4 separate regions of the Mus musculus genome follow, and regions 2, 3 and 4 are each linked to region 1. Evidence: chromatin loops called from intact Hi-C (ENCODE). Cell type or tissue: left cerebral cortex. All regions are shown on one strand.

The links. Hi-C counts contacts between places; a loop is a spot of excess contacts. Peaks named below come from ENCODE experiments on the same cell type or tissue, not always from the same donor. Only the 100,000 strongest peaks of a DNase experiment are listed, where the experiment ranks them.
Region 2: it touches region 1 in a loop (4-fold over the local background); 10 of 42 quality-filtered maps call a loop at or near these places.
Region 3: a loop joins it to region 1, with 9 times the contacts of the local background. A loop is called at or near these places in 11 of 42 quality-filtered maps.
Region 4: it touches region 1 in a loop (5-fold over the local background); 9 of 42 quality-filtered maps call a loop at or near these places.

What each region holds. Positions count from the first base shown.
Region 1 is chr1:103,434,700-103,442,699 of GRCm38, forward strand. No RefSeq gene overlaps it. Among named protein-coding and RNA genes, the nearest start is that of Gm22034, 490 kb to the left of the region's middle. In left cerebral cortex, no CTCF peak of the experiment used is centred here; a DNase peak (open chromatin) is centred at 3,519.
Region 2 is chr1:103,176,183-103,184,182 of GRCm38, forward strand. It overlaps the pseudogene Gm18728. Among named protein-coding and RNA genes, the nearest start is that of Gm22034, 230 kb to the left of the region's middle. In left cerebral cortex, no CTCF peak of the experiment used is centred here; DNase peaks (open chromatin) are centred at 4,963 and 6,437.
Region 3 is chr1:103,188,487-103,196,486 of GRCm38, forward strand. It overlaps the pseudogene Gm18728. Among named protein-coding and RNA genes, the nearest start is that of Gm22034, 240 kb to the left of the region's middle. In left cerebral cortex, no CTCF peak of the experiment used is centred here; no DNase peak of the experiment used is centred here.
Region 4 is chr1:103,198,883-103,206,882 of GRCm38, forward strand. It overlaps the pseudogene Gm18728. Among named protein-coding and RNA genes, the nearest start is that of Gm22034, 250 kb to the left of the region's middle. In left cerebral cortex, no CTCF peak of the experiment used is centred here; no DNase peak of the experiment used is centred here.

The DNA.
Region 1 (8,000 bases):
CCTTCCTTCAATGGAAGAGGGGCCACATGGGCAGGGTCTCCTTCTCCTTCTTGGTGATTTGAACAGCCCTGCTCTTTTGTCTGTGCCTGTCTGCCTGCAGGCCTCTGACTTTGAACTTATTCCCTGTGCAACTGCTCACTGAGACATTGTGGTGCAGACACCTGGGGGAGGGGAGTGATGAACAACAGTCTCAGGATTGTAGAAAAGAAACAAAACATGAGAAGAGAGACAAAGAAAGAGAGAGAGAAAGAAAGAAAGAAAGAAGGAAGGAAGGAAGGAAGGAAGGAAGGAAGGAAAGAAAGAAAGAAAGAAAGAAAGAAAGAAAGAAAGAAAGAAAGAAAGAAAGAAAGAAAGAAAGAAAGAAAGGGAAAAGAAAAAAAGAAAAATCCTTTCTTTTCAGGTAATCTCTTAACATCCTGACACCTACTTCTGTGACTCAGAGTCAATTAAGCAGTTAAATCCCAAGTTTTGCTAATAAAAACTGGCCAACAAACTTCATAGATCTTGAAAATCAAATCACATGATTTCTGGAGACCCCATAGCCAGATATACACTCACTGAGGTACTCCATGTACTCTCCCTCCCTCTCTCCCTCCCCCTCCCCCTCCCTTTCTCCCTCCCTCTCCTCCTCTCCCTCTCCCTCTCTCCCTCTCTCCCTCTCCCTCTCCCCATCTCCCTTTCCCCCTCTCCCTTTCCCTCTCCCTCTCTCCCTCCTTCTCTCCCTCTTCCCCCCCCCTCTGAGTGTGTGTGTGTGTGTATGTGTTTGTATAGTGTATATACAGAGGAATGTGAAGTCCAATATCTTAAACTTTCTCCACAATTTTTTTTGTGAAAAATTCTCTCATTGAACCCAAACTTGGAGATCATAAGTCTGGCTAGATTGACTATCCACTGAGATCCAGACATCTGTCTTACCCTGTCTCTGTCTTTCTATAATATATTACAAGCAGGAAACACTGCCTAGCTTTTTTATATGGGTACTTGGCAAAGAATTCAGCTCTTTATACTTACATTGGAAGAAGATCCCAGGTCTTTTACTTGCCTGGAGATTGACTTGTTAGCTGGGTTAGAACCCACAAGTCTCTCCAGAGCTGCTGGAAAAAATGTCTTTTATTTGGAAGTTCTCAGTCTTCCTAATGCTGCAAACTTTCCAAACAATTCTTTCATTGCTACTTCATGAGTGTAATTTTGTTACTGTTATGAATCATAATGTAAATATCAGACATGCAGTCTGAGAAACACTGCTTTAAGAGTAACAGAATTGAAGGGGGAGGAAAATGTTCAATTACACATTTTAGAGTTCAAACTTACTGTAATTAGTTTTCACAAATGTTTATTTTTTTTCTGACTGGTTTATAACACAGAAATTTCGTTGTTGCTGTTGTTTTTTTTTTTTTTTTCACAGTTCTGGATAATAACAGTCCATGAAGAGGGTGCCAGGGGGCACAGACTTCTATCACACTACAAAGAAAGAGCCTTTGCTGAGCATATAGTACACAAAGTCCTGGGTTGGTTAGATGTCCAGTATATTTTAAACATGGATGTGATAGTGCACACCTATAATCCTCTAGTCTGCAGGAGATAGAGGAAAAAGGATCAGAAGTTGAAGGTCACCCTTGGCTACAAAGTTCAATACTAACCTCTCTTGTGTGAAAAGAGATATGTTAAAAATGAAATAATCTAAATAAAGTCATGTCCATGTGTCACTCTTATATGGTAAAAAGAGAAGGGTCCTCTTTTGTAAAGGTGTGAATTTTTTTCATGGATTATCATCAAATCACATTCTAAAGTCCACTTTCTTTCTTTTCTTTATTTCCTTTCTTATTTAGTATTGTTTTGTATTTTTTCTTTGTCTTTTTTTTTAAAGACAAAGTTTCTTTGTGTAGTCCTAGCTATACTAGAACTCACTCTGTAGATTAAGTTCTCTTTAAATGTACAGACATCTGCTTGCTTTTGCCTCCTGAGTGCTGGGATTAAATAGTATACTACTAAGTTATTAAAAACAATGACTTCTTGAAATTCACAGATGAATAGATGGAACTTGAAAATATCTTCCTGAGTGAGGTAACTCAATCACATGTTCAACACGAAGAATAACTGACAACTTAAAAAAAAAAAATCTACAAAGCCAGAATAATGCTTGTTTAAACCTGTGGATAAGAGAAAACATCTTTTAGTACATATGTTATAACCAGGTAGTAGAAACCATGTTTTCTCCCCAATAAAGATTGGTCACCGACAAAGATTGCTCACCACTAAAGATAACTATTGTACAGAGATATTGACATACTATAAAATATAATTTTCAGGTGCGTTGAATCTTCCAATGAGATCCAAGAAAGGAGACTGCAAATGCCCTGGGCAAACTTAAGAATGACACAAGAGAAACTGCATTATGCTATATATTCAACTTATTACTTAGTCCTCTTTTTTTAAATTCTGAGAAATAGGCAGCCATAACTGTTATACTGTGTGAAGACAAGTAGAGTGAAGTCATTTTCATGCACTTGTGTATTCATATTCTTCAGCCCATCACTTTTTTTAGGATTTATAACGTGACCTCACAATATAAATATAGGTGAAATATTCCTACCTCAAAAATATAAAATGAAAATTGCTTCAAAACTTCATATTTTCATGATTTTAAAATATAAATTTTTGATTAAAATGGCCACACAAGTTAAGTTTCATGCAAGTGTATAATGTATATCCTCCATACCCTCTGATATAATCTTTTTTTATGTTTAATTCTCCAGGTAGTTTCTTTCTCCCTACACAGTTACATTTCTACTCTCATGTGATATGTGCACTCATGATTTTATGTAATCCAGAATTCAAAAAATGAGAGAAAATATCCAATAGTTATCTTTCTCAGTCAGATATAATTAATTTAATATGATTGTTTTTAGTTGCATCCATTTCCTTGAAAATGCCAGAGTTTCATTTCTATTTATGAATGAAGGAAGTTCTATTGCTCTATGTTTTCTTTACACTTTACTAGGTGTACAGATGCCTCTCTTGGTTTTGTAAATTGACTGTGCTACTAGAGTGGTGGCAAATACTGACATGTAAATATCTCTCCTGTATGGTAAATTGGAGACCTTGGCATACACTCCTAGGAGTGGGGTAATTGAGCCACATTGCTAGGCTTTTGAGAAGAAACATATACTCCATAATTCAAATCTTTTTGATCAGCAATACGATATAACAATGGGAAATTAGTTCTATACTTGACCTTCAGTATGCAAGTACTCCAATGTTAAGTTACAGACCTGAGATAAGCACCTGCAGTGACTACTCAACATATGCAGGTTCTCTCAGAATCCCTCAGTCCCAACCTATAAGAGAGTATGATGGCATATCCAGTGCTCTACCCTGAACTTTCTAGCCCAGGGGCTTAACTGTCCTTCCCTCAGAGATTTTTCTTTATATGAACCAGGCATTTAGGTTTCCTAACTTATCCGTCCCTCTGTCCCTTCTTTTGGCATCCTGGCTACTGTACTTGGCTCCTCTCTCCCTTTCCCCTCCCTATCTCGCCACATAGTTCAGAGTCATAACCACTCTAGACTCTTCCAAATGAGTCAGCCTCTCAATATGCGCTCCCACATATCTATAATAAACGTTTCCTCACCATACTTACGAGTACTCATGTCTTTTTCTTTCCTTTTGATTTCATTTTTTTCATTCAAACAGTATTGTTGAGCACAATAACCTCAAGGGTCTTCTTAATAGTTGTTGTGTTTATACATTCTGTAAAACATTCTTAATGTTTCATGTTAAATATGGAAATATTATGAAATAGAGAATAGTGTACTGGATAGTTTTGGTCCCTGATTTTTTTTCCATTAAAGGATGTTCCACCTACATTATTTATTCCTGTACATTACATTATCTGTGAAAACTATGCATTTATTCTCCTATATATTTACTCATTGAAAGTTACATTTTTAGATGTTAGGGATGATCAAATAAGATAAAATACTTGCATACAAAAATAAATGTGGCTTAGTTGAGGATAGGTGCCAGGCAGGCGCTATAGAGAATAGGATGAGTTATACTCATTGTATTCAAGATGGCACCTAGGTGAGGGTGTTATTTCACTTGTGTCTCCAAGATATATGGCTGACAGGAATTGAAGGCTAATATAAAAATTGCACTTGAGAAAGAGATAGATAGATAGATAGATAGATAGATAGATAGATAGATAGATAGATGCTAGAGAGAGGGGGAGGGAGAGAGAGAGGGAGGGAGAGAGAGGGAGAGTGTTGGAGGGAGAGGGAGGGAGGGAGAGAGAAAGAGAGAGAGGATACAACCTCTGAAATCAAGCATAGAGCAGGAGCAGATGTGCTGATTCTCTGTATGAACAGAAGTGAGTGCAGCTTAGAATGGAATTGCAGAGGTACTATTCAGAACTAACAGGTATCAATTCTGAGATGTGGGAATAACTGCAACTGGTACAGTTTTGGGATAGGAAAGCAAAGGTAATAGAAAACATAAAGGGGCTGATAGGTCAGTTTTTGTTCTGTGAGCTGTGTTCTTGTGGCATCTCTTGATCCATCTACTGTCTCAGAGCTTTCTTTCTTTTCCTGCAGAGGAGTAGTCCACTCTCCCTAATGTTTGGCTGTAAGCCTCAGCATCTCTTCTATCAGTTGCTGGTTGAAGTCTGACTGGTCACATTGATAACAATTCTGCTAGCCTGCAGTTCCTTAACAATGTGCAGGCAGAACAAGCTGACCTAGATCCAGGTCAGATGTTCTGTGGCTGAGATTTAGGGGTGGTGATGTCACAAGGACTTCCCTGGGAATCAGAAATAGAATAGATATTCTTTTTGGACTGGGGGATGGCAAAAAAGAAATCCATGCTTTTACAAGGAGACTTGCTTAACTATGCTTATAGCAGTTTTATTCATAATAGCCAGAATATTTCCCTCAGTTGAAGAACATGTTTTTACAAAGTGATAAATTTATAAAACGGAGTATTACTAAGCTTTTAAAAACAATGTCATCATGCAATTTTCAGGAAAATGTGTGGAACTAGGAAAAAATGTCATTTTGAATGAAGTAACACTGATCCAGAAAGAAAAACATGGTATTTACTCCCTTATGCTATAAGTTATAAATTCAGAGGCTTATTACTTAGCATCTCTGTTCCTGTAGACTATAGTATGATTGTCTTTGACTTTATATTTAATATCCACTTATAAGTGAGTACATACCATGTCTGTCTTTTTGGATATGGGTTAGTTCATTCATGATGATATTTTTCTAGTTTGATCCATTTGCCTGCAAATTTTGTGATAGCATTGTTGCTGTTGTTGAATTCAAATTATTTATTCATTTTTGTTATTGTTATCACAATTATTTAATCTCATTTTTACTGCCCCCTTCTAGACTACCCTCTGACATTTCCTCATCCCATTTCTCCTCCCTCATCTCCAAGAAGATGTCCCTAACCCCACCCCACCACCAGACCTCCCTACTCACTGGGGCCTCAAGTCTCTCTAGTGTTAGGTGCGTCTTTTCTTACTGAGGCCAGACCAGGCAATCTTATGCTGTATATATGTACAGGGAATCTAGTCTAGGAATGTGGTTGTCATCTCACAGGCAAAATTCTGACCCAGAATTATTTCTGTCTAAAAGAACTGCAGGGACAAAAATGGAGAAAAGACTGAGGGAAAGGAGGTCCAGTGACCATTAGAAAACAGGATCCAGCTCAAGGGAGGGCTCTAAGTCCTGACACTATTACTGCTGATATGGTGTACATACAGACATGAGTCTAGCATGACTGCTCTCTGAGAGTCCCAACAAATAGCTGAAAGAATCTGATGGAGATACTTACACCCATCCAATAGATAGATGCCAGGGACCTATGTGGTTGAATTTGGGAAAAGCCGGAAGAAACTGAGCAGGTGGGTGACAGCATAGGAAGACCAGCAGTCTCAACTGACCTGGACTTCTTAGATCTCTTATACACTGAGCTTCCACCCAGGCAGCATACACTAGCTGATATGAGGCCCCTGACAAATATACAGCAGATGCCATTGTTTTTAACAGCTTTGGAATATTCAAAGGCACCTCTTGTTTGTGCATTTTTCAATTGAGGGACAAATAAGTCATTTCCAGATTCTGGTTATTATGAATAAAGCTGATAGGAACATAGTTAAGCAAGTATTCTTGTTATAGGATGGAGTGCCCTTTGGTTAGTAGTATAACTGGGTCTTAAGGGAGATCAATTCCCTATTTTTTAAGAAAATTTCATATTAAATTCTATAGGGACTATATACATTTTCACTCCCATCAGTAAGTGTGAATTGTTCCCCACTATCCACATCCTTGCCAGCGTGTGCTGTCACTTGTGGTTTTAGTCTTATTCATTTTGACAGGAATAAGATATAATCTCAAAGTCAGTCTGATTTGCATTTTTTCTGATGACTAAGGATGTTGAGCATTTCTTCATTGCAATTAGAAATTCCTCTGTTGAGAATTATCTGTTTAGGTCTGTATTCCATTTTTAAATTAGATTATTTGGTTTGTTGATGCCTGTTGGACCTTGAAAGGTAGCCTGCTTCCTGGTTGAACTAAAGCTTGAAACTCTGGAAGCCCTGAATGGATGGTAGGAGCTTCCACTGTTCCTGGGCACCGGGCCCCCGTCACTAGCCACAACCCCTCATAGATTTGTAACCATCAGTCACATATGGCAATGTCCCAAGCCGCTCCATATATAGAGGATATGACATGTGGTCATGACAGCTCTCCATTTTAATGAGTTACCTAGAGGTTTGGAGGGCTTAGACAATAAGCTTCCCTTCCATGAAGTTCTTCGCTGCAAAAGGTATTTGACCATAGTCCCACCCTGAGAAGTGTGACATGGTTTTACTCATCCACTTTCCACCATGACAGTAAATGTCTTAAAACCATGGACTGCCTCCTTTCTTTGGGATCCACCGTGGCAGCCATGGAGGCCTTTGCCTATAGAGACACCATCTTATCTCCTTTAGAAGGTCTCTCTTCACTCCAGGTCATGACTGACTGCCACCAAGCCAAGTCTGAGCCCAAGCCAACCGCTGACTAGCTAAGGACTAATTCCCTTAAGAACCAGCCAAAGCTTTCCCTTTAATCCCAGCCGTATGCTAGATCCAGCCCGTGGCCTCCCACTCTATTCTCAGCTCTTCTGTGGCTCCCAGAAGCACCTGGGTGTCCAAGAACATGAGAACTAGATCGCCTTAGCCTTGTCACAAGCCCAGAGACCTCCAAGCCAGCTCTGACTGTCCTGTTCTCGGACTGTGCTTCCCTATCCCCTGAGCAGTGTCCTGTGGCTACCTTATGACCCAACACATCCTGACACAAATTGCTGTGTCTGGGCTGCCCAATCTCCATGCCCTGTGGCAGAGTAGACACAGGACCCAAGTCAGAAGATATTTCCCGCCTTCTCTTTTATGAGATTTACGATATCTGGCTTTATGTTGAGGACCTTGATCTACTTGGACTTAAGTTTTGTGCAGGGAGAGATGTCAGAATCTATTTGCATTCTTCTACATACCTATTATAGTGGTAATTTTTTAATCCACTGTGAGCTCACCAAGGATGTGCCACTCTGAACCTGCCCAAGAACACTGGATTCATGCGTGAAAGACATGCACATGCAACCTTTATATTTAATATGGCTTGCTAGCTTAATGGTTGGACCACTCTTGAACCTCCACGTAGCTGACACCCTTCCCTCCAATATTCCTGAGTTAATACTTGCTAAATCTATATTTCATCTCTGCTACCCTAGAAGCAATCAGGGGAATGGTCCCGTGGGCTACTTCTCTGACTTATTAATGGCTGGATGGTTGCTCTCCTGCAGCCCTAAGTCTGATCTCTCTGATTTCCTGTCATAGTGATCCTGCAACTTTTTCTTTCATCCTTCCCTTGTTTAGGAAATCTAAGTGTCCTGACTTCATCTCCCTGCCCAGCCATTGGCTGTTAATAACTTTATTGAACAATCAAAAACCAACT
Region 2 (8,000 bases), 260 kb before region 1:
GTACTATGTGTTCCACTGTGCAGCATACACACACACACACACATAGTCAGACAGACAGAGAGAGAGAGAGAGAGACAGAGACAGAAACAGAGAGACATAACAGACATGAGAAGCAAGGTGGAGACTAGGGAAAATGTTCTACCAATGATATTTCCTTTGGTACCCTTTTACTTTATAGTGATTGAACATACCCATTTTGCATTATTTTTGCATGCTTTCCTGAGCTGGGATTTATGACAAAAGTATGCCCTATTGTGGAAAAAAATGTTCAAATATTTAGACCTCAAGGTCTTCTATCAATAGTTTTCCATGGCAATAACAGATAATTTCAATATTTTTCATCTTTCTCTATGTCCCACAGGGTGTCCAGACAATCCCACAGATTTCCAATGCTTAAACCCCATTAATGCTTTCAAGGCTGCATGAGGTTCATCTCTATTGATAACCAGCCTAAGGACATCATTTCAGTTCATCAAGGTTCTCTGGGGAATTTTAGTGACTTACACATTGATCTGTGGAGCATGAAAGACAGGTAATTTTTATCTTGTCTATTCTGTTCCTCATCCCCTACCCATTCTCAGTGTTTGCAATATGCATTTCTGTAAGCAAAATTCTAATCCACAAACATTAGCCATGTTAGATATAATTGAATTACCTAATGGAAAATATTGCTGAAGAGATTTCAGGCCCAGGGAAAATGGTTTAAATTAGTTGAGTCTCTTTTTATTTTAACTTGCAGTAAATGGGATATGAAGAGTAAATCAAAATATAAATTTATGAAAGAATTAAAAATTTATACATAAACATATTTGATTACATTAAAGTTAAGAGTAAAGCATAAAGGAGGGAGGATCTGATTTCCCTAAACCAATTCACTCTTCACCTGCTATGGTTGTCCTTCCTATAATGTCAAAAACTTAAGGTTGTGGCTGTGCTCTTTAAGAATGTCCTTAATTGGGGATGCCTGGTCCTAGCTGCCACCAACCCCAACCACTCTTTCTTTAGTTCTAAAGAGACCAGACAGTAGACTAGTACAAATAAGTATCTTTATTCTACAACCCAGATATCCAGCATGGCATTGAGTTTCTAGTTGTATCTCTCTTGGATTTGGCTTCTCTTATGGTAGGAGGTTTTATATTTTAAGTCAGAAAGATAAAAAGAATCTATGCTAAATCTCAGCAGTATTTTCCCATGTTCCTTCTACATCTATCTGTCTTATTCTTCTAACTCTGCATACCTTCTTACAATATGAATGAGGCAACAAGTATATAGTATTTGCTAAGTGCATACCTATATGTTGGTGTTAGATGTTCTTGGCTACATTAATTATCCATTGTTAAAAACTGAAATATACCCTGATTTGTGAAACATGTGTTACCAATAAGAACATGTGGTACCAGTAAGTTCATACCACTGTAAGAAATGGGAAATGAAATGGAAGGACTTTGGATAGATGATGGAATTACATTTTAAAATATGAGGCAAAATCATGCTTGGCAAGAGTGAGAGTAGATGAAAGCTAAGAGGATGTAGTGCGAAAAATGGGCAAGAAAACAGATCATGGCTTGTATGTTCCACCAAGTTAAAGTGCTTTGCCGTTGCCTTTGAAATCTCTAGTACTGGGATACATTTCATAACTAACAGCACATGATAGTTTTCTTGGTAATATGTATTTCATGAGAAGCTAGCAACTGTCTTACAATCCACTATGCCTTAAATTTAGTTGACATGCTATAGTTCTGAAGAGTTGCTGTAGTCATGCTGATGGGCCATGCAGGGAAAGCACATGGCTTCCACATAGCTGGGATTGTAGAGCTGGGATCATCAAAAAGAGGGCATTTGTGTTAGCAGATTTTGCTTTCAATCTTTGTGGGATGTTAGGAGCGGGTGTGGCGGCAGTCCCAAAGGCGCCAGGGACTGCAGCTAAGTCATATGACTTGCACCTGACTTCCTCATATAAGACACAAACATCTTGAGTGCTGCTCAGGTGTACCAGGATACAGGTGAATCCAATTTGGTGGAGATTTGCCCCTGCTGCCCTGATTAGCTGAAGCTGCATGCCTGGTGAGGTGGCGTGGCCTGCTGTGCGTGGATGGGAACTGAGAGTATAAAAGAGTGAGAGGCCCAGGGTTCGGGGGAGATATAAAAACAGGGGAGATATAAAAACAAGGGAGATATAAAAACAAGGGAGAGATATAAACAAGGGAGATATAAACAAGGGAGATATAAAAACAAGGGAGATATAAACAAGGGAGATATAAAAACAAGGGAGATATATAAACAAGGGAGATATAAAGAAAGAAGAAACAGGACTGAATAAACGTGTGCAGAAGGATCCTGCTGTGGCGTCATTCTTGCTGGCGAGTTGGGGGCGCGCTCAAGAGTTGGTGCCAAAACCCGGGACAAGAAACATCTTCAGGCATGAGCGAAGACCCCCTGCTACAGGAAGGATTCAGAACTGCATCACGGGGAAGGAGTGGTTAATAAAGGTTCCCGTAAAACAGACTGTTGAGAAGGATCCAGCGTGGATTCAGAACTCTTCAGCTGGGGAAGGGCAATGATGAAGAGAAAGAAGAAAGATGAAGAATGAATAAACTGCTGTTAGAAGGACTGGTGGTCGCGTCGTTCTTGCTGATTGAGAGCGGGCGCGACAATTGGTGGCCCGTACGGGGAACCGACTCCCCCACCGAGTTCAGAACTTTCAGCAGTCAGTGGTTGCTGGCAGGGTAAGTTCACGGTGAGTGAAATTTGCGACCCCAGGAGTTTGGGAAGGACCTCAGATAAAATAGAGGTGAGCATAAAGTTGCCAGGAAGTAGGCACAAAGTAACCCAGGAGTTTGGGAAGGACCTCGGATAAAATAGAGGCAATCATAAAGTTGCCAGGAAGCAGGCACAAGGTAACGAAAGGTTCCCGGGTTTGGGACAAGTTAAGGTTCCCGGCTTGGGACAAGTTAAGGTTCCCGGTTTGGGGACAAGTTAAGGAACTATGATAAGCTCAGTGTAGTGATCAATAGATCCTCGCTGTGTAGTTATGCTTTTTTCTCCCATTGACCCTTTGTGGGTAGGTCTGATAGTTTTGGTCTTGTTTGTTCTGATATATGGACTCTGTTACTGTTTGAATCGAGAGGCAGTCAAGACAGGTCAGAAAATCCTTACAGAGCAACAAGAAAGTATGTCGGAAGAGGAGAAGGGCTTAAAAAGAAAAAGGAAAAAGAAAGAAGACACAGTAAAATCAGGTGAACAGAAAGGACAAAACAAAAGAGCCGAGGCGGAGGAGGAAGGCAAATTAGCTTCTGTGCCTCCTCCCTATGCCTCCTCAGCAGTGAAAACTTGACTCTCATATTGACTCCCCAGATGGACACACAGGTGATTGAGGTTATGGTCTCATCACCACGAGGTATTGTGTCCATCCCCCCTGGGGATCGAGTAGATCAGGTGTTGACGTGGGCGAGAGGGTCTGTTTGTGTGTTTCCACAGGACCAGACGGAACCTCTTTGGGTGCCGGAGAGATTGGTGAGACGCTGCAAGAATGAGCGTCCTGATCCAGTTGCCCCTGTGGATGTGGTGGATGATCCCACAAGCACAAAGGATGGAGCCGAGATGAGAGATCCTTTCGGTATTCCAGAAGCCGATACCAGCTTGACATGACGTTCAAATTTTTCTATGCCTTTTTGATCCCTGAATTCCCCTTAAAGAGATAGCCCCGCTGGCTATCTATCCCTTGCTTCAGGGAAGATGAGCGGGGATGAGAGCCCTGGGATGTATGCTTGTTATAGTGTGTGTGTGTTTTTTGTGTTTGGCACATGTGTTAGGTGCAGAGTGTGCGGCCCGCACTTTCGCCATGGTAGGTAGCATAGGCTTTTGCTGCAGTGGAGGAGGGACAATCTCCTCAGATTCGGTTTGCCGCTCTAAAAAAATTATGCTGCATTATGCCGTGGGGTGCGAGGCTAAGCACTGCACAGAGGATAGCTTGCTGTTGGCATCCTGTGGAAGGCACGTCTGATTGCATGAAGGTTCAGTGTCCTAGTTCCCTTCCCCCAGGAAAAACGACACGGGAGCTGGCCAAGACCTCTCTGGGTGATGAGCCCAAGGGATGGTTTTGTGTAGGGCCCCTATGCTTGCACACTGGGGATCAGACCTCTACCTTCACCCATGAGGCTTGCTTGCAGCAATTAAGATCTGGCCATAGGTTAAGTAACATCCTGGCCTTTTGATGCACCTGCCGCAAGCAAAACACAATCTCCCCAGGAGTGGCTTGGCATGATAGAGAGGTAGTCAGTGATAAGACTCCCTGGGCATGTCACCAACCTAAGACAGGGATCAAACCAATGCTGTTTGTCACCCAAGGACGGGTAAGGGGCATGGCTGCGGGGGGCTATCTACAGACATTCTCTCTGCCAGAAAAGAAAAAAGGGGGAGATGTTAGGAGCGGGTGTGGCGGCAGTCCCAAAGGCGCCAGGGACTGCAGCTAAGTCATATGAGTTGCACCTGACTTCCTCATATAAGACACAAACATCTTGAGTGCTGCTCAGGTGTACCAGGATACAGGTGAATCCAATTTGGTGGAGATTTGCCCCTGCTGCCCTGATTAGCTGAAGCTGCATGCCTGGTGAGGTGGCGTGGCCTGCTGTGCGTGGATGGGAACTGAGAGTATAAAAGAGTGAGAGGCCCAGGGTTCGGGGGAGATATAAAAACAGGGGAGATATAAAAACAAGGGAGATATAAAAACAAGGGAGAGATATAAACAAGGGAGATATAAACAAGGGAGATATAAAAACAAGGGAGATATAAACAAGGGAGATATAAAAACAAGGGAGATATATAAACAAGGGAGATATAAAGAAAGAAGAAACAGGACTGAATAAACGTGTGCAGAAGGATCCTGCTGTGGCGTCATTCTTGCTGGCGAGTTGGGGGCGCGCTCAAGAGTGGGAAGACTAAAAATGAATACCAGCAGATTTCGATAGAAGCATAAGTTATAAAAAAATGTTGGCACAGTTATGGAACTTCAGATAACAAGTGTCCCAGTCCAGGGAAAAAGAGATGAAAAACATCGGGTGTCTTTACTGAGGAACATGAGAACATGCAAAATTTTCCATGCAGAACATGTTCTCAGCTAATGCTTGAAATGACTGCTATAATTAGATGAAACATTTATATACCCTTTCTGATAATATCATTGCACATGGGATTCTTAATACACCATAGTGACATCTGATCAATGTGCCTTTTATTTGTTTCCATTTGAGGAGCTGGGAAAGCAGGTAATAAAATGTGTGCTTCATTAAAATGTGCTAATTTAGAATCTCCAAAAACAAAGCTATTTCAGGAAATGGAACTTGCCATAATCTATATTTCTGGCAAGGGAGAATCTTTCAAAGTAATTGTTGGGTGCAGCATTTTATGTATTATGTATTACATAAGTAATAAGCTATCTGTGGTAACACATGACCACCTGTAACCCTAGTACTGCTAGAGCCAAAGATGTAAGCTATCTTGCTGCCAGACTAGTTAGAGCAATAGCAGCAGCAAAACAACAACAATAATCATATTTACCTACAGGGTCTAGCAAATGAACATGCCTCAAAAAAATAAGGTGGGGAATTGTAGGAAAAGATGGCGGAGGGAGAGAGCCTGCGTTTAGCTAGAGCTCCTGTGCTCTGGGCAGGCAGGCACTGGAGGACTGCCAGATGCTTTCCATGCAGCTCAGGTTGCTCATCTGGCTGTGTGAAGACACTAACCCCACACAGCAGGGTGTGAACAAGGGGCAGCTCCCAGTACCAGGTTCTCAGTCTCTGGCATCCCACGCTGGAGCTGGCAGAGGAACTGAGAACAGAATAGGGGCCCTGGAGCAGCACCAGGTCCTGGAGATACCAGAAGAGGGCAGAGGGAGAGAGGTTCCCACGCAGGTGAGAGTCCTTAGTCTAGTCCTTATTGAACAGAAACAGTCTATGGTTTTAGAGCTTTATTGTAGAAAGGCAGGCCCCTTCTACAAATTACAAATTTACATTCCCTGTGTTACCCACACCTAGCAATACAATTAAGGGAGAACCTTAGATATCATCCAATCCCAGTCCTGAACTTACATAAATGGACATCATGTGGAGGCAGCAATATCAATTAAGAAATCAGGGCTTATTGCCATTGGACTCTACTACTGTATCCTAAGGATATTTACTTTTGAAAATGCAAGCAATTTGTTTTATACACTTGATAGATCATGTAAAAAAAACAATACAATAATTTTCCTGCAGCCAAATATGTCATAAAATGCAATTTTCTCTCTCCATATATGGTTCCTTTTCTTCTAGCAATCCTCTTCTAAGAAAACTATGTGTCTCTCACTTTCTGGTCAAGATGTTTAGCTTCTCAGCTTTAGCTTGGTGAGCTGCAAAAACAGAGACTGGGAAAACTTTATGCTGAATAACCTCCACAAACAGATTCCTAATACAGCCCACCCCATGTGTGGGAGCATGTTAAAAGAGTGGGTGTTATAAAAAGATTACATTATTCGGTAAAACATATATCTGAGTTCTTCTCTAAAATTGAAAGCTTTTAAAGAACATACTGCAACTAAGAATATACTAATATCTAAGATTTCCAGTAAATGTTCTTGGGGATTATCACAGTAGGAAGGAACTCCCTAATTAGCCTGAAATGACTGTTCTATGAGGGTAGAGTCTGAGGTACTTCAATATGGGCAATCTATCTGGAACTCTCCAGTGAGGGTTTAATTGAATCATCATTTTGTTCTTTAAATGGGAGCCATTACATCTTCATCCTATGCCTCTTTAGATGTGAGTGGAGAAGTGCCTATAAGGCACATGATCCTGGATTTCATTGCTCTAAGTATCCTTGAAGGAGGGCATCTGAGTTCTATAATCAGGCCGATCTCTCTTGTTACTTGTTTTTATACCAAAAAAAGTGGATAATTCTGTGGATAAAGTGTCACTGTCCTCCTGGGCACAAGAAAATATTGTTCTCATTACAATGTAAAATGTGATCCATAAGCACATGTGTTTGAACACATGAATCCCAAATGGAGGTGCTGTTTCAGAAGGGTGAAGGAAACACTAGGAGATGGAGCCTCATTGGAGGAAGTAGATCACTGGGAGTGGGCCTTGATGTTCAGTAGTAGGGCCTACTTCTTGTACACTCTGTTTTTCCACTGTAAAGATAGTATGACCCTCTGTTGCCTGCCCTGTTGACATTGCTTTCTTTCCAATTGCCAATAGTATCCTCTAGAACTATAAACCAGAAAAAAAAAAAAACTTCCTTCTCTCTTGTCAGATATTTTGTCATAGCAATGATAAAAATAACTGTGATAGATACTGAGATGGTTATATTCAGAGAAAATATAGCCAACCACAATTAGGTTTTACATTTTCTCATAAGGATGTGATGAGAAGTTTCCCTAACTTACTCATGATTGGAAACACTAATGCTTAAAACAAAGGCATAGAAATAACCCAGTGAATTATGTCGTGTGCTTGTTCTAAAGTTTATTATTTGGTAAGTGAGATCTAGAGTGGATGTTCAGAGAATGTTAAGAAAGCAGCACTCCCAACTTGTTATAAGGACACATGCTTCACTATGTTCATAGCAGCCTTATTTATGATAGCCAGAAGCTGGAAAGAACCAAGATGTCCCTCAACAGAGGAATAGATATAGAAAATGTGGTTCATTTACACAATGGAGAACTATGGAACTATTAAAAACAATGAATTTACGAAATTCTTAGACAAATAGATGGATCTGAAGGATATCATCCTAAGTGAGGTAACCCAGTCACAAAATAACACCCATGATATGAACTCACTGATTAGCCCTGAAACAGACTCCTTCGTAGAATGGGGGACAAAATACTGATGGAAGGAGTTACAGAGACAAAGTTCAGAGCAGAGACTGAAGGATCAACCCTCTTGAGTCTGCCCCACTTGGGGATCCATCCCATGAACAACCTCCAAACCCAGACACCCTTGAAGATGCCAACAAGAGCT
Region 3 (8,000 bases), 250 kb before region 1:
ATTATCTCCAGCAACAATCCAGAGCGGAACTCTCGAGGGTGAACCAGACCCTGAAAATGTAGGAGACTGACTTCTGACATGTTTTCATTTTATTAACTTAATTCTTTAATATCTGCATCTGTTATAATTACAACACATTTCAATCATCATAAAGGTATTTAACCAAAAATAGATCAAAGAATTTATCTGCTAATTAAAGGGAACAGACAAAGGAAGGTGACTTAGCTAAATTCTAATGTATGAACATCATTAAACAGCTTGCATTTATCAGCTAGCCTTTTCTTTTCTTTTTTTTTTTTTGATTTTTTTTATTACGTATTTTCCTCAATTACATTTCCAATGCTATCCCAAAAGTCCCCCACTCCCCCGCCCCACTCCCCTACCCACCCATTTCCATTTTTTTTTTTTTTTGGCCCTGGCGTTCCCCTGCACTGGGGCATATAAAGTTTGCCTGTCCAATGGGCCTCTCTTTCCAGTGATGGCTGACTAGGCCATCTTTTGATACATATGCAGCTAGAGACAAGAGCTCCGGGGTACTGGTTACTTCATAATGTTGCACCTACAGGGTTGCAGATCTCTTTAGCTCCTTGGATACTTTCTCTAGCTCCTCCATTGGGGGCCCTTCGATCCATCCAATAGTTGACTGTGAGCATCCACTTCTGTGTTTGCTAGGCCCCGGCCTAGTCTCACAAGAGACAGCTATATCACAGTCCTTGCATCAAATGCTTGCTAGTGTATGAAATGGTGTCATCATTTGGAGGCTAATTATGGGATGGATCGCTGGATATGGCAGTCTCTAGACGGTCCATCCTTTTGTCTCAACTCCAAACTTTGTCTCTGTAACTCCTTCCATAGGTGATTGTTTCCAGTTCTAAGAAGGGGCAAAGTGCCCACACTTTGGTCTTCGTTCTTCTTCAGTTTCATGTGTTTTGCAAATTGTCCCTTATATCTCGCTGTACAAAGTTTCTGGGCTAATATCCACTTATCAGTGAGTACATATCATTTGAGTTCTTTTGTGATTGTGTTACCTCACTCAGGATGATGCCCTCCAGGTCCAACCATTTGCCTAGGAATTTCATAAATTCATTCTTTTTAATAGCTGAGTAGCACTCCATTGTGTAAATGTACCACATTTTTTGTATCCATTCCTCTGTTGAGGGGCATCTGGGTTCTTTCCAGCTTCTGGCTATTATAAATAAGGCTGCTATGAACATAGTGGAGCATGTGTCCTTCTTACCGGTTGGGACATCTTCTGGATATATGCCCAGGAGAGGTATTGCTGGATTCTCTGGTAGTACTATGTCCAATTTTCTGAGGAACTGCCAGACTGATTTCCAGAGTGGTTGTACAAGCTTGCAATCCCACCAACAATGGAGGAGTGTTCCTCTTTCACCACATCCTTGCCAGCATCTGCTGTCACCTGAATTTTTGATCTTAGCCATTCTGACTGGTATGAGATGGAATCTCAGGGCTGTTTTGATTTGCATTTCTCTGATGATTAAGGATGTTGAACATTTTTTCAGGTGCTTCTCAGTCATTTGGTATTCCTCGGTGAGAATTCTTTGTTTAGCTTTGAGACCCATTTTTAAAGGGGGTTGTTTGATTTTCTGGAGTCCACCCTCTTGAGTTCTTTATATATATTGGATATTAGTCCTCTCTCTGATTTAAGATAGGTAAAGATCCTTTCCCAATCTGTTGGTGGCCTTTTTGTCTAATTGACGGTATCATTTGCCTTGCAGAAGCTTTGCAGTTTCATGAGTTCCCATTTGTCAATCCTCAATCTTACAGCACAAGCCATTGTTTTGTACTTCAGTCTCTAAGGAAAGCTTACAGGAATTAAAACTGACCTTCGCTTGTATGGAGAAGAAATTTCACTTCTTATAAATGGAACATAAAGTACACCTACATACAGATTAATTTCTAATCCTAGAGATGCTCAGGAGTTAAGAGCACTTGCTGATCAGGTAGGGGGCATGAATTTGGCTCCTAGTATCCATGCAGGACATCTGTAACTACTACACTCAGGATCCAACACCCTTTCTAGCGATTGCAAGTACTTATACTTAAATGTGGATGCTCGCACATATATATGCATATGTGCAATTCTAAAGAAGGAAGGAAGTCTTGTAGAGCATCAATCATGTGAATGTTTAGAAATTAAAAGTTTTATCAACAGTGGTACTGCCAGTCTATGGGAACTGGACATGGGAGATTAACAGTAAGCTACAATTTCCTTATAATCCTATAGAATCAGGATGAGTGTTTTTGTTGTGATTTATTTTTTAACTAATGACATTTTCAGGTATGTTTAAATTGAGAATTTTAGGTGAGTAGCCTGCCTTTTCACAGCATAGCTGTGTGAATGACTTCTCTATAAGACAAAAACATGGGCAAACACTTAACCATTGTGCATATTTCATTATACGTATGAGCCTGTTATGTTAATATTTACAGGTGACTTCAATTTTTCACAGACCATTATAGAAAGATAATAAATAGTGGTCATTAAGAGTATATTATCAAATGGGCTTCACTCCAGAGGAGAACAGGCCTCACCTATTTAATTTTACTTCTAGAATTTGTGGAAGCAAGCAGAGTAGATATGACTGCCTGCTGTATTCTAGGTGAAAGTGAGTACACAATGAGCATTGGGGCTTTTATGTTTAAAAATGAGCACATATATTGAGCATCTACTCTAAACTCTGTAGTTGTTACAGAAACTAGGCCCAGAAAGTAAATCCTGATTTTACCTGACAAGTTGACTTAAATTTTGGCTGCCATGAAGTTTTAATACCTCCCTGTTCAGACACTATACCAAATCCCCTTATCTTAGTTTTGTCCAGTTTGTTCAATTTCCAGGTGAGACCATTTCCTACAAGGTTTGTCTTTACTTTCATCAAATAATGAATTTTTTAAAATAATGCTCATGCAGGCATAGGAAGATTGTTCAGTGTATACATTTCTTGCCATACAAGGATGAGGTTCCCTGTACCCATTTAATTTCTGGGTATGGATGGCTGATCACATGTCATAAAAGCATGTGAGAAGTATGGACAGGCAATCCTTGAGAAAAGAATCCTAGCTAGACTATCAGAATCAGCCAGCTCTGGGTTATTTGGGAGAACCTGACTCAGTAAATTTTTAAACAATGAAAACAAAACAGCAAAGGTCCACCTGTGGGCTTCACATACATGTACATATACATACTAATGTCCTAAAGTACATACACCATATATATCCATATATAAGCAAAAACCCATACATAAAAATGCACATCACCCAGATACACACACACACATACACACACACTATACAGTTATGTGAAGATGCTTCATCCAATGGCTTTCTACATACACAAGGCTGGCCTATCAATACTGTATCATTGGTGAGCTTGCATATATCTTAATTTCTGTAAGTATGTAAGTAGATCGTATGTTGTTTATTCCATGCTTCAAGAAGGTATTTTCCACTGCATTCCTGTTATGAGAGACCATAAAATACAAAGAGTTGTGTATGCGTTCCCAAAGTTTAAGCTAGTTATTTTAGAGTTGAGAAACTAGCCCACTGCTTGCCTAGCATACATGAGGTCCTAGGTTTCGCAGTAGCATAATAAAACATCAAAAACCTATTTCTGTTTTCAAAGCTAACCACTGTTAATATATAAGAATTCTGTTCTTCCAGGTCTCATTTTCCATAAATACAAACATTGATTACAACAGCAAAATAACACTTTTACTTTACATATTGTATGGGTGACACATGCATGTGAGTGAATGAGTGCCTGTGCCTATACCTGTGCATGGATGCATATGACTGCATGTGGAGGCTATAGCAGGATATGAGTGCCTTTCTCTATCACTGTTTGCCTTATTCCTTTGAGACACGATCTCCCCTGAACTAGAAGCTTGATATTAGTCTAATTTGGCCAAATAAGCTGATATAGATGCACTGTTCTATACCACACAGTGAAGGGGTTACAGACAAGCTCAGATATGTTTGCCTTTTTACCTGGTAGAAGAAAATTAAACTCAGGACTTTGCAAGAGATCTTGCCTACTAAGCTGTATCCACATACCTTGCTTCACTTACTAGCATGTTTTTAATTGGGAGACTTCCTCTTACCCTTGCATTCAGATGTACTCTTCATTTTAGTTGCCTCTGAACACCACAGTATAGGTGTGCCACAATTTATACATCAACAAGGTACTATATTTGGTAATATATATATATATTATATATTATATTATATATATATATACACACACATATATATATATATATATGTCTGTGTGTGTGTGTGTTATTTTAAAATTGTTATCCTTGCTAACTAATATTTTTACAGATGCTTTTGTATCTATACATAAATATGTATGAACAATTTTTTCCCAAGCAGTAGATTTAGACAGGCATACAGTCTATATATTGAAAGTGTTGTCATGCTGATGGCATCTCACGATGGTATTAAAGGAAAAGGAGAAGAGGAAGTAGAAAAAGATTTCAGAGCTTCCAGCAGTGTCAAGTGAATTTGTTCTGAGATTTCACAATTTAGATGAGAGGTATGTCTCAAATGGCTGTTGTATTGAAGACTGAAGCATTAGAGTGCTAGTAGCCTATAATAGATCAGTGGAAGTAGAGCCTTTGAAATTGAATCTTTTCTCTAGCTTTGCTTTCAGGCTCCCCTAATATAAGTGTATCTGCCACACTCCTTAACCATGATAGACAGAAACCTTAATGGACAGAATCAAAAATCAAATTGATAAAGACTAGAGGAACTTTTAAAATGTTTTATGTCTTTGTTAAATACATACTTTGTAGATTTCAAACCATATTTAAATTATATTCTTTTTACTTTATGAAAATTTAACACATTAAAGTAATATGTATGTGATTAAAACAAAATTCAGAAAAGGATCATTCAACTTCAGTGAACATCATTCTGTCCTACGTTTTACTTTAAGGTTTATATCAATTGTCTCACACATATTAAATAGAAATTAACAAGAATCAAACCAAGAACATATTTTCAAAAATATGAATAGAAATAATTATTTAAATGTTTTCAAAGTATGATTAGTATTTTGATATAAGGAAAATGTCTTATTATTTTGGAAATGTGGCATTTGTAGGGAAAACATTGCATATTTTTTGTTACATACGGAGTATACAACAGGAAAATTGTAAAGACTTTCAATTATTATTAGGCTTATTGATTTGGTGACAGCTTAAGACCCTAAATAGTGTTCCTCCTGACAGTCACAGCTGAGGTTTATTCTTAACTCTACTACAATCCATTGCAAATATGTTTAAATTAAGTGTGTACTTGTTTTTAAAATTCAGTAGTACTAATTCATTTCCAGAGTAATTCTGAATACAATATAAGAACTTTCTGGCTCTGGGAGATTCACTTGGGGCTTTATGTCTTTCAGTAGCATACTTTTTGTCATGCCTAAGTATTAATACAATGATTGGGATTCTGATAGTAAGTTACGATTTTTTTAAATAACCAACTGTATGCATCAGGAGCATATGTAGCTTGCTGAGCAATGAAAGTATGGACATGATGCCATCAGGGCCCTGTGGAAGAATCTGTGTCACATTGTTCACAGTAGGCCTCCATAAAAGATTTTCAGAGAGCAGAGAGGCATGCTGAAAAGATATTGATCTACTTAGTGAACATTGAGAGCTAGTGATACATCATTTAGTAGAACTCCAAAAAGTTTCTTTATTTCTGAATATAAAGAATTCTTATTTGCCTATTAAATGGCCCATGATATTATTGAGTATAGTTTTATTACTGATAACCTCAGGTTTTACACCTTCTTTACATGATCTGCTATCTCTTGTACAGTTGGTCAGAAAGTAAACAGCCTAATCAGTATTGTTTTAATATGAGTGTTATCGTTTAGAGTAAAACTACATCAACTCAGATAAAACATTAAAAAAAAAAAAAAAAAAAAAAAAAAAAAAAAAAAAAAAAAAAAAAAAAAAAAGCTTAGCCACCTGAAAAAGAGGAATACTGAGGAATATGACAGAAACTATCTTTGGTTATTGTAATTTAAGGATTTTACATTAGTAATAAAGCACACATAAAAATAAAACTGAAATCTGCCTTTCCAGTTTTAGGGAATTTACAGGATTAAAAAAAAAAAAAAAAAAAAAAAAAAAAAAGCTTAGCCACCTGAAAAAGAGGAATACTGAGGAATATGACAGAAACTATCTTTGGTTATTGTAATTTAAGGATTTTACATTAGTAATAAAGCACACATAAAAATAAAACTGAAATCTGCCTTTCCAGTTTTAGGGAATTTACAGGATTATTATTTTTATATAATGAAAAAGTGAATATATTTTATTCTTTCTTCCTTCTTTCTTTCTTTCTTTCTTTCTTTCTTTCTTTCTTTCTTTCTTCTTTTTTCCTTCCCTTCCTTTCCTTCCTTTCCTTCCTTCCTTCCTTCCTTCCTTCCTTCCTTCCTTTCCATTAGGTGTTTGTCAAACTATTGTGAACATGGAGGACACTGTGCCCAGACCTGGACCACCTTCTACTGCAACTGCAGTGACACTGGTTACACAGGAGCTACCTGTCATGACTGTGAGTACACACAGTGTATGGGCAAAACTTCTGGAATGCAGTGTGGGGACACTCTATTCAGCATTGTGTGGGGACTGTTTATTCCTTTAGCATTAATTATCCAATCAGCTGTAATATGTCACATACTTAAGGAAGCAGGAAAAAGAGTGGACAAAGACATATCTTTATGGAGTTTATGAGAATAAGGCAAACAAAGAGAAGTTGGATATGTGCTATAGTGAAAGAGAAAATGGTGCCATGTGTATTTAGAAGATCTGTGCAACAAATGGCATTGTGCTAATGGCTTGCTTTGTACTGTTACAACAAGTAACTCATATATATCACTGGTCCAAGTGACAAGTGGAGTGTGGTCTGTCTTAGTTATTTTCTTGCTTCTATGATAAAAATACTCTGACCAAGTCAACTAAAGAAAGAAAGAGTTTATTTGGGTTTACAGTTCCAAAAGAATATGACGGATCATAATGGATGAAGAAATGGCAACTGGTAGGGGAAGCCATGGTAGAAAAAAGAGAAACACTAACATATCACTTATTAACCACAGTCAGGTAACAGAGAATACATAGAAAATGGCATAAAAGTATAAATATTCAAACCCTACCATAGGCGACACATTTCCTCTAGTGAGGCTCCAACATCTAAAGGTTCTGCAACCTGCCCAAAGGACACCATAAACCAGAGACCATCTGTTCAAACATGAACTTATGGGAGACACTTGAAACTACAACATGGCTACACCATGAAGTCACTTTCACATTGGCAGACCTGTTTACTCTTTGTCCCCATTTTGTCAATGATCTCATCATCTGAATATGGTTATGGTCAAGGGAAGGAAGTACATGATAAGGAAAAAAGGGTGTGTTTTATCTAAAGGTGTATAATGAAAAGGTGGATGAGGGTTATTTCTGATCACATTCAGCCAGAAACTGCCCTAGTGTTACTCTAATGAGAGGCAAATTATGTTCAGACCATGAGCAGAGAGACTACACAGCCAGAATGTTGGCTCTCCGTATCAATCACTACCTGTCAGTGATGGGCATTTGGAAAAACTTCAGATTGAAGGCCTGAGCTGATCTTGTCCAGGATATAGAAAGACAGATTTTTAGACTAATGGAGGAAGTGGATTCCAGAGTATAATAATGTTCTGTGGAGAAACTGTCAAAAATCAAGGAGCCAAAATAGAACACTGATGATAAGAAGAGTGGGGAGTCAGGAGAATGGGGCTGGGCTGGGACATGTGGGAAAAAAACACATCCATTTTCCTGCAGTTGGAATAGTTGGGGCTGAAAAATTTTTATCATGTATATGAAGTGTGTTTTCTTTATCCATTTCTCAGTTTGAAGAGCCCTAGGAAAGTTCCATGATCTAGATACTGTGAAATGTGCTGCAAACAATACAGTTGTGCACATGTCTAT
Region 4 (8,000 bases), 240 kb before region 1:
GTACCCCTGGAGCTCATGTCTCTGGTTGCATATGTATCAGAAGATGACCTAGTCGGCCATCACTGGAAAGAGAGACCCATTGGTCTTACAAACCTTATATGCCTCTTTACAGGGGAAAGCCAGGGCCAAGAAGTGGGAGTGTGTGGGGGGGGAGTGGAGTGGAGAGGGAGGGTTTGGGGGACTTTTGGGGTAGCATTGGAAATGTAAATGAAAATACCTAATTAAAATAAAAGAAAAAAAGAAAGAAAAAAAAAAGAAACTGCAGGAAAAAAAAAGAAAAAAAGAAAAAAATCTAACAAAATATAGGATGTGGTATTTCTATGTTAGAGACAATTGATTACATATGAAGACTGATGTTCATCAAACATCATAAATATTTTTAATGAAGTAGAAAATTAATGATTAACACTGCCATATGCTCACATACTGTGAGTATTGTAGCATCTTTGTTGCATAAATTACCCAGTATAGACAAGAGTTTGTCATAGTGTGGTCATCAGTGAGAGAATCCGAGACACAGCTGAGATCATCTCTTGTACCCATGATGTCAGGAAACATACTGAATCTTTGTGTCCTATTGTTTCTCATGAATATATATTAGGCTAGGGATTGGTTTTACTAAGAAAGTCCCAGAACAAGGGAATGCCAGGGCCAGGAAGCAGGAGTAGGTGGGTTGGGGAGAAGGGCAGGGAGAGGGTATAGGGGGCTTTGTGGATATTGCAACCCTATAGGTGGAACAACAACATGAACTAACTAGTACCCCTGAGCTCGTGTCTCTAGCTGCATATGTAGCAGAAGATGGCCTAATCAGCTATCATTGGGAAGAAAGGCCCCTTGGTCTAGCAAACTTTATATGCCCCAGTATAGAGGAATTCCAGGGCCAAGAAGAGGGAGTGAGTGGGTAGGGGAGCAGGGCAGGGGGAGGGTATAGGGAGCTTTAGGGATAGCATTTGAAATGTAAATGAAGAAAAATTCTAATGAAAATGTAATAAAAAGGATGACTCTGAATGAGTATAATGATTCACTGGGCTATGTCATATAACACTATACACTTCTAGTTTTTATTTTTATTGATCTTTCTTTCCCTCTCTGTCTCTCTCTATCTCTCTCTGTCTCTCTCTCTCTGTCTGTCTCTCTCTAGATATAGATTGAAATAGACATAGACATAGATATAGATATAGAAACATATAGATGTGTGTATGTATGTGTTTGTGTATGTATGTATATATGTATGTACATATGTATGTATGTATGCATGTATGTGTGTGCATATGATGCTGTGCATATGTACTTGAATGTATACCCCAGAGGAGAATGTCTGATGTTCTGCTCTTTCACTCATCTCCTTATTCCTTTCAGACAGGGTCTCATGCTGAACCTGGATCTAGGCTGAAAACCAGTATGCCTCAAAGATTCTCTTATCACTACCCTAATGCTAATATTATAGCATATAGTGCAGGTGTTCTATACCTGGTATTTTATTTGGGTGCTAGGCATTTATATGCAAGTCTACATGTTTACAAGGGAAGCACTTCTAAACAGTGACCCATCTTCCCAGCCCACACTGCACAGTTCTTAAGCCATTTTTTTGATGTCCTTACCCAGAACAATATCTATGTAATGCACATAGCCCACCCCTTGCTTATGGTTCAGAAAACACCAAGGACTCTCTCACATTGTTTACTCCATTAAAACTTAAGAGCAAAATAGACCGAAATAAAAGGCTTTTTTTTTTTTTTTTTAAGTCATGGTTACCTGAAGTGCCTACCTATTCCCCTTGAAACAGTTCTCTGATAAGAACCATGAGTGTTTTCAACTAGAGAAAAGAAAATCAAAGAACTCTAAGAGTAAATATTGTTTCTAATCAATATTTTATCATTTTCATTTTAAACTATGTCTAACTCCATTGATTAAATTGTCAATCAAGTAAATAATTTCCAGGCTGTTCAATTTTAATGACACAAAGTTTTTTTGAGAGTGTAGTTCAGAGAAAAGGGTCAGAAAGTGTTTCTTCACATGATGAAATTCTCTAATATTATATCTCTGTTCCCTGTATCATGTTATTCTACTAATTGGAGCCTTGCTGGTGCCATATTCAAAGGAAAAATAATAGAATCCACTCCTACTGCTATTGAGATAAATTCCTGTGTCAGTAGGCATGAAATCTCCCTAACATGTCTAATCATAGACCTTCCTTGTTGTTCCCACTCCATTAACAAAATATTGTCTACACTTCGACCTTGATGAAAGACAAGACAAATGTTCTTTTTTATATAGCGGCTAAGGATAAGAGGAAGAACAGCATAGGATGGAGAGCCAAGGCCATTTAATTACAAAACTAGGAGAAATGACTGACTACTGTGAATTCCTTCCAAGAAGAGTGAGTGTGGCTTCATCACACTCTAGATAAGATTCATTGTTTTTGATAAATTACACGTGTGTGTGTGTGTGTGTGTGTGTGTGTGTGTGTGTGTGTGTGTGTACTTGCGTACACATCTGTGTGTGTACTGATGTGGAGGTAAGAGATTAAGTTTGGGTGATTTGTTCAGCTCCTCTCTACCTATTTTGTTTTGATTTTTTATTAGTTTTGGGTTTTTTTTGGCGGGGGTTGTTCGGTTTTATTTTTGTTTTTGTTTTGCTTATGTTGTTTTGTTTTACTTTGCTTTTTGAAACAGGGTCTCTCACTCACTTTTTCATGTAGACTGAATGACCAGCAAGTCCCTATGACCTGTCTGTCTCCACAACTTCATCACTTGAATTATATAGTCACACATAACTAAGCATGGCTATGCCCAGCTTTTAGTTGGATCTAGTGATAGGAACCACGATCCTTGTATTTGCAGTGCAAGTTCTTTGCTTACTTTGCTGCATCTTAGCCCCTTAAAGTTATTGTGGCTATATCTCTGTATTGTTTCAAATTATTCAGTGAGTCTCCATGAACTTAAGTTATGTGTGTGTGTATGTATGTATGTATGTATACCAGAGTGTGTAGGTAAGAACATCTATACATCTATTTAGAGGTCAGGGAGCTTATCTCACATTACTTAGGAGCCATTTACCTTATTTGTGACAGAAAATGGCCAACACATTGGTCCTCCTGGGCAAGGAATATAAGTGTTCCATGTGTCTCCTCATCCCCAGTGCTAGGATTACAAGGGCCACAACCAGACACAACTTTTTCTTTTTGTGTTCTGGGGATCAAACTCAGGCCCTCATGATTTACCAAGTGAGCAAGTTTCTTATTCCTCTCAATGCGTATTAGCTCTACTGTCTGGAAGTGGAGATTTTCATTTACTGGACCCCGTGAATCCTCTTTAGAACAGCCCTTAGCCTCTGGTCTTTACCTCATCACATCAAGGACTTCTCCCTCTTCCTGTCTGTTGACCTTATTTCAACTTGTTCATTTCTTTTTAAGTGTTACTTCGTCTTTCAGGTAATTCTTTGTTTAACTCAATAACCTGGCCTCATTCTACATGCACATGTAGTTACAATAATTACATTATTTGTCTTTCTATTCATTTTTGGTGTCAGAAAAAATTGGATTTTATTGCATGTTTTCTAAAACCAGCACTAAGTTTAGAAAGTTATTTGTGGGGAAAAAACAAAAACAAAAACAAAAACACTGAGAAAATTGAGTTACTAACTCTTTTATTGGCATTTCGTCCCACAAACTCTACCCCCATAGAAGTTAAGAGACTTTCAAAATCCCCATGATTTACTTCCTTTGCCTACTATATGGAGAAGTTTCTTAGTTTTAATTGATTGAAATGAGTGAGGTTCTAGCTTTTCCTTTAAACTATGTTTATTAAATCTTTACTTACTTAGTCCCATGAATCCTCAAAGGGACTTGTGAATCATCCTCCAATTGATATTGATGGAGAAGTGCCCAATTTAAAGCCACTATCATAAATGTATATGAAAAACATAAAAGAGAAAAAAAAACATGCACTGCTCTAACAGGACATGAAGCTGAGTTTATTAGTCTGTCAGCATAGTGTTGGTCAAAGTCACTTTGAAGCAAAGAAGATCTTCTGCTGCTGACTAATGTGATGACAGATACCGTGGTAATCATCCCCTTGCTTTTCATCACTTATGCCTCTGTCATCATGGTTTGAAGAGGAAAAAAAAATTCTCTCTGATAATGATCAAATTCGTTACTGCCTGGTGTTTAAAAAGGACATCAGGGGACAAATAACTGTGTAACATATGCAGGCATGGGAGGCCTGAGCTCCAGAGCAATCAGAAGTATACCCCATGCTCCATGATATTCACTTCATAGGTACTTCCTGCTTAATGATATTCAAAAGATGTAGATCATGGTAGTAGGGGAAATGATTCCAAAGGGAAGAGTGCTTGCCACATAATTATGAAGATCTGAATTCATATCTGAAACTCCTACATGGAAAGCCAGATACTGCCGTAGGTACCTCTAACTATGTTTCTGGCCAATGGAGGAGAAGCAGAGGATTTCAGAAACAGGATTATTGCTGAGTCTTAATTGCCAACTAGTGCAACTATAAAATAGTGAGCTGCTAGTTCAGTGAAAGACATTGACAGAAATAAGGCCAATTTAGAGTGACAGGAAGCAATTCAATATCCTCCTCTGGCCTCTGAACACATATGTGTGCACACACTCACATATACACACACAAACACACACACATAAACATGCACACATATGAAATACCCCTTTCCTTTTGCTTTTATTAAAATTATAGCAAGAAAAATGAAGTGTCTTTGAAAATTAAAGTATCTTCTTTCAGTTCTAAATTCTACTACTAACCTAATTGAATCACAGGACATTATTCCACATTGAGCCTGGCCTTTTACTCTCCTCTAAGTATGATAACAGCAACAAGAACCATGGTTCTTTTGTAATTAAATCACACACAGGATGTGGGACATAATGTCTATCATGGAGACCAACAATTTTACTTTTATGTTTGGAAGTTTGTTACTTATTAGATTTGTTTTAGGTATATTTATATGTATTTGTATTTGTCTGTGTGTCTCTGTGTGGATATGTGCATATGAGTGAAGGTGCCATCAGAAACTAACAGAGGCCATCAGGATCCTTGGAACTGGAGGAACAGGTGGTTGTGTGTTGCCTAAAATTCACAGTCTTCTCGAAGAGCAACAGTGCTATTAAATTCTGAGCCATTGCTAGTTTAGAGTCCTTTCCTATAACACGGAACTTTGAAGCTGGGCTTGCTATACACTAAACAAGAGTTATTATCCTAAGCCATATCCTGAGTTTATATAGCTTGTCTCATTAGTTCCTGCTCTCTTACATTTTGCTATCCTTTGGATTAGTATAGAATATTGACTTTGGGTCTGAAGGGACCTCTGACATTATGATTCCTTGTATGTTTCTTCACATGGTATTCCCAAAACGGCTTTCCTTGCACCAGTTTATGTTTCTCCTGAGATCTGGAGTGTTACTGATCTTGGGAGATACAATCTCTCTCCTGTTTTCTTAGGTATACTTGGCTTTCCAACAATTCTATTAGGGAGAACTGGATATTGAAGTCCTCCTCACAGAGTAGCCAAGAGTCATCAAAAGGAGAAGACTATCCTTTTTAAAAGTGAAGATTTACTTTATAAGTCTGTGTATGTATACACACATATTTAAGAGATGGTGTTTGATGAGGCCAGAAGAATGTGCTAGATTTCTGGCAGCTCAAATTTCAGGCATATTTACACAAACCAGCATGAAGGATGAGATCTGAACTCAAGTCCTCTGCAAGAACAGTCCACATTCTTAGTCCTTGAGCTCTCTCACTTGCTCTCACTGTTTCCTACAGCCCTTATACCAGTCTCTTGCTGGAGATTTGTGTGGGTGGAATGGACAGTTCATGAACTTGTTGGACATAGAAACTGCTATGGACTGGCCAGCAGTAACGACGCTGCAACAGGATCCTTCTGCAAACGTTTATTCAGTCCTGTTTCTTCTTGTTTATATCTCCCTTGAACCCTGGGCCTCTCACTCTTTTATACTCTCAGTTCCGATCCACGCACAGCAGGCCACGCCACCTCACCAGGCACGCAGCTTCAGCTAATCAGGGCATCAGGGACATATCTCCATCAAAATGGATTCACCGGTATCCTGGCACACCTGCGCAGCTCTCAAGATGTTTGTGGCTTATATGAAGAAGTCAGGTGCAAGTCATACAACTTAGCTGCAGTCCCTGGCGCCTTTGGGACTGCCGCCATACCCGCTCCTCACATCTCCCCCTTTTTTCTTTTTTGGCAGAGAGAATGTCTGTAGATAGCCCCCCGCAGCTGTTATTAGACGCGTTCTCACGACCGGCCAGGAAGAACACCACAGACCAGAATCTTCTGCGGCAAGGCTTTATTGCTTACATCTTCAGGAGCCAGAGTGCAAGAAGCAAGAGCGAGCGAGAAGCAAGAGAGAGAGAAAAGCAAGAGAGAGAGAAAACGAAACCCCGTCCCTTTTTAAGGAGAATTCTCCTTCGCCTCGGACGTGTCACTCCTTGATTGGCTGCAGCCCATCGGCCGAGTTGACGTCACGGGGAAGGCAGAGCACAAGTACTCATAAGATACCCTTGGCACATGCGCAGATTATTTGTTTACCACTTAGAACACAGCTGTCAGCGCCATCTTGTAACGGCGAATGTGGGCGCGGCTCCCAACATCTCCCCCTATCCTTTTAATAAGAGCAAATAGGCCACCCATATTAATGAGAGTGGAGATAGAGGTCAAATCCCCAGTGTGTAGGTAAAGGAGCCATGTACAGGATTAGCTCTTAGGCTCACAGGCTTTTACCCAGAGCAACCCTGACCTGCTCCCGTGTCGTTTTGCCTGGGGGAAGGGAACTAGGACACTGAACCTTCATGAAAGATGACATGTCTCCCTAGAATAGGCTCATATATGCCGCAGAGCCTTTCCATTGCAGTGCTTAGCCTTGCAACTCTCTCGGGCTGCTGAAGCACACTCACTCTATCCCGTGCAATGAGTCTAGCCTCATGGGATATAAGAGCTGAGTGGCCAGCGACCTATTGCCTAAGCATAGATATATCAGGGGAAGCTCCATGTTCTAGTCCTGCAAGCGCCTGGGCAATAACCACCTTGTCTCTCCTAGTTTGGGCCTTAAGCTTACAGACCAATCAAAGAAGCAACACTAATCCACAGCAAAGTGTATCTCCAAATAATATTAATCCCACCCATTTTTTAAAGAAAGAAAATGCTGAGGAGATCCAATTGGGTAATCCTTTGGTCAGCGACAGGTCCAAGCGCGTGGAGTTGACCTGAAGTCTCAATTCCCGAAGGATCTGTTCAAATTCAGCCATCCAATTCTGTAACATATACTGAAAAAGACTTTTTGACAAATTAGCTGTCCTAGTAAATTTAACATACTGAATGGAAATAACACACAATCCCGGAAACTTTTGTTCACATCCCTGCTGAGTTATTTGTCATAATACATCTAGTTGTATCTGGACAAGATCTATGAGTTGATTAACCAGCATGAGACCTCTCTGTATCTTGACATTAGCTGAGGCCTGTTCATCTATGACTGTAGTCACTGAGGCTGACAAAGTGTTAATGGTGTCAGTCGTCTGGACCTGTCCAGACAGAGCCAAGGCTGTCTGAATTAAGGCTAAACCCAGTTCCTAGTTAGTGGTAAAAAAGCAGGAGAATACTTGAGCATTATACATCACCATCATTGGGAGTGGAAATGTCGACATTATCCCCCAACGCTGCTCTCTCTTTATTATTGACGCCCTGGACATCACCAAGACGAGGGACATTAGTATTCCCTTGGTCAGTCTGGATTTTTCGGGTGAGTCTTTCTGGTACCCAAAATGGGTTGTCTTCATTCTGTGGGAAAACACAGATAGCTCCCCTGGATCTTATCAAAATAGGATCCGGGCCATACCATTTATTATCAAGGACATTTTTCCATTTAACCATCTCATTTGGCCTATCTGGCTCTGAACAATGACGTTCAGCCGCAGTATGGCCATGAACATCAATAT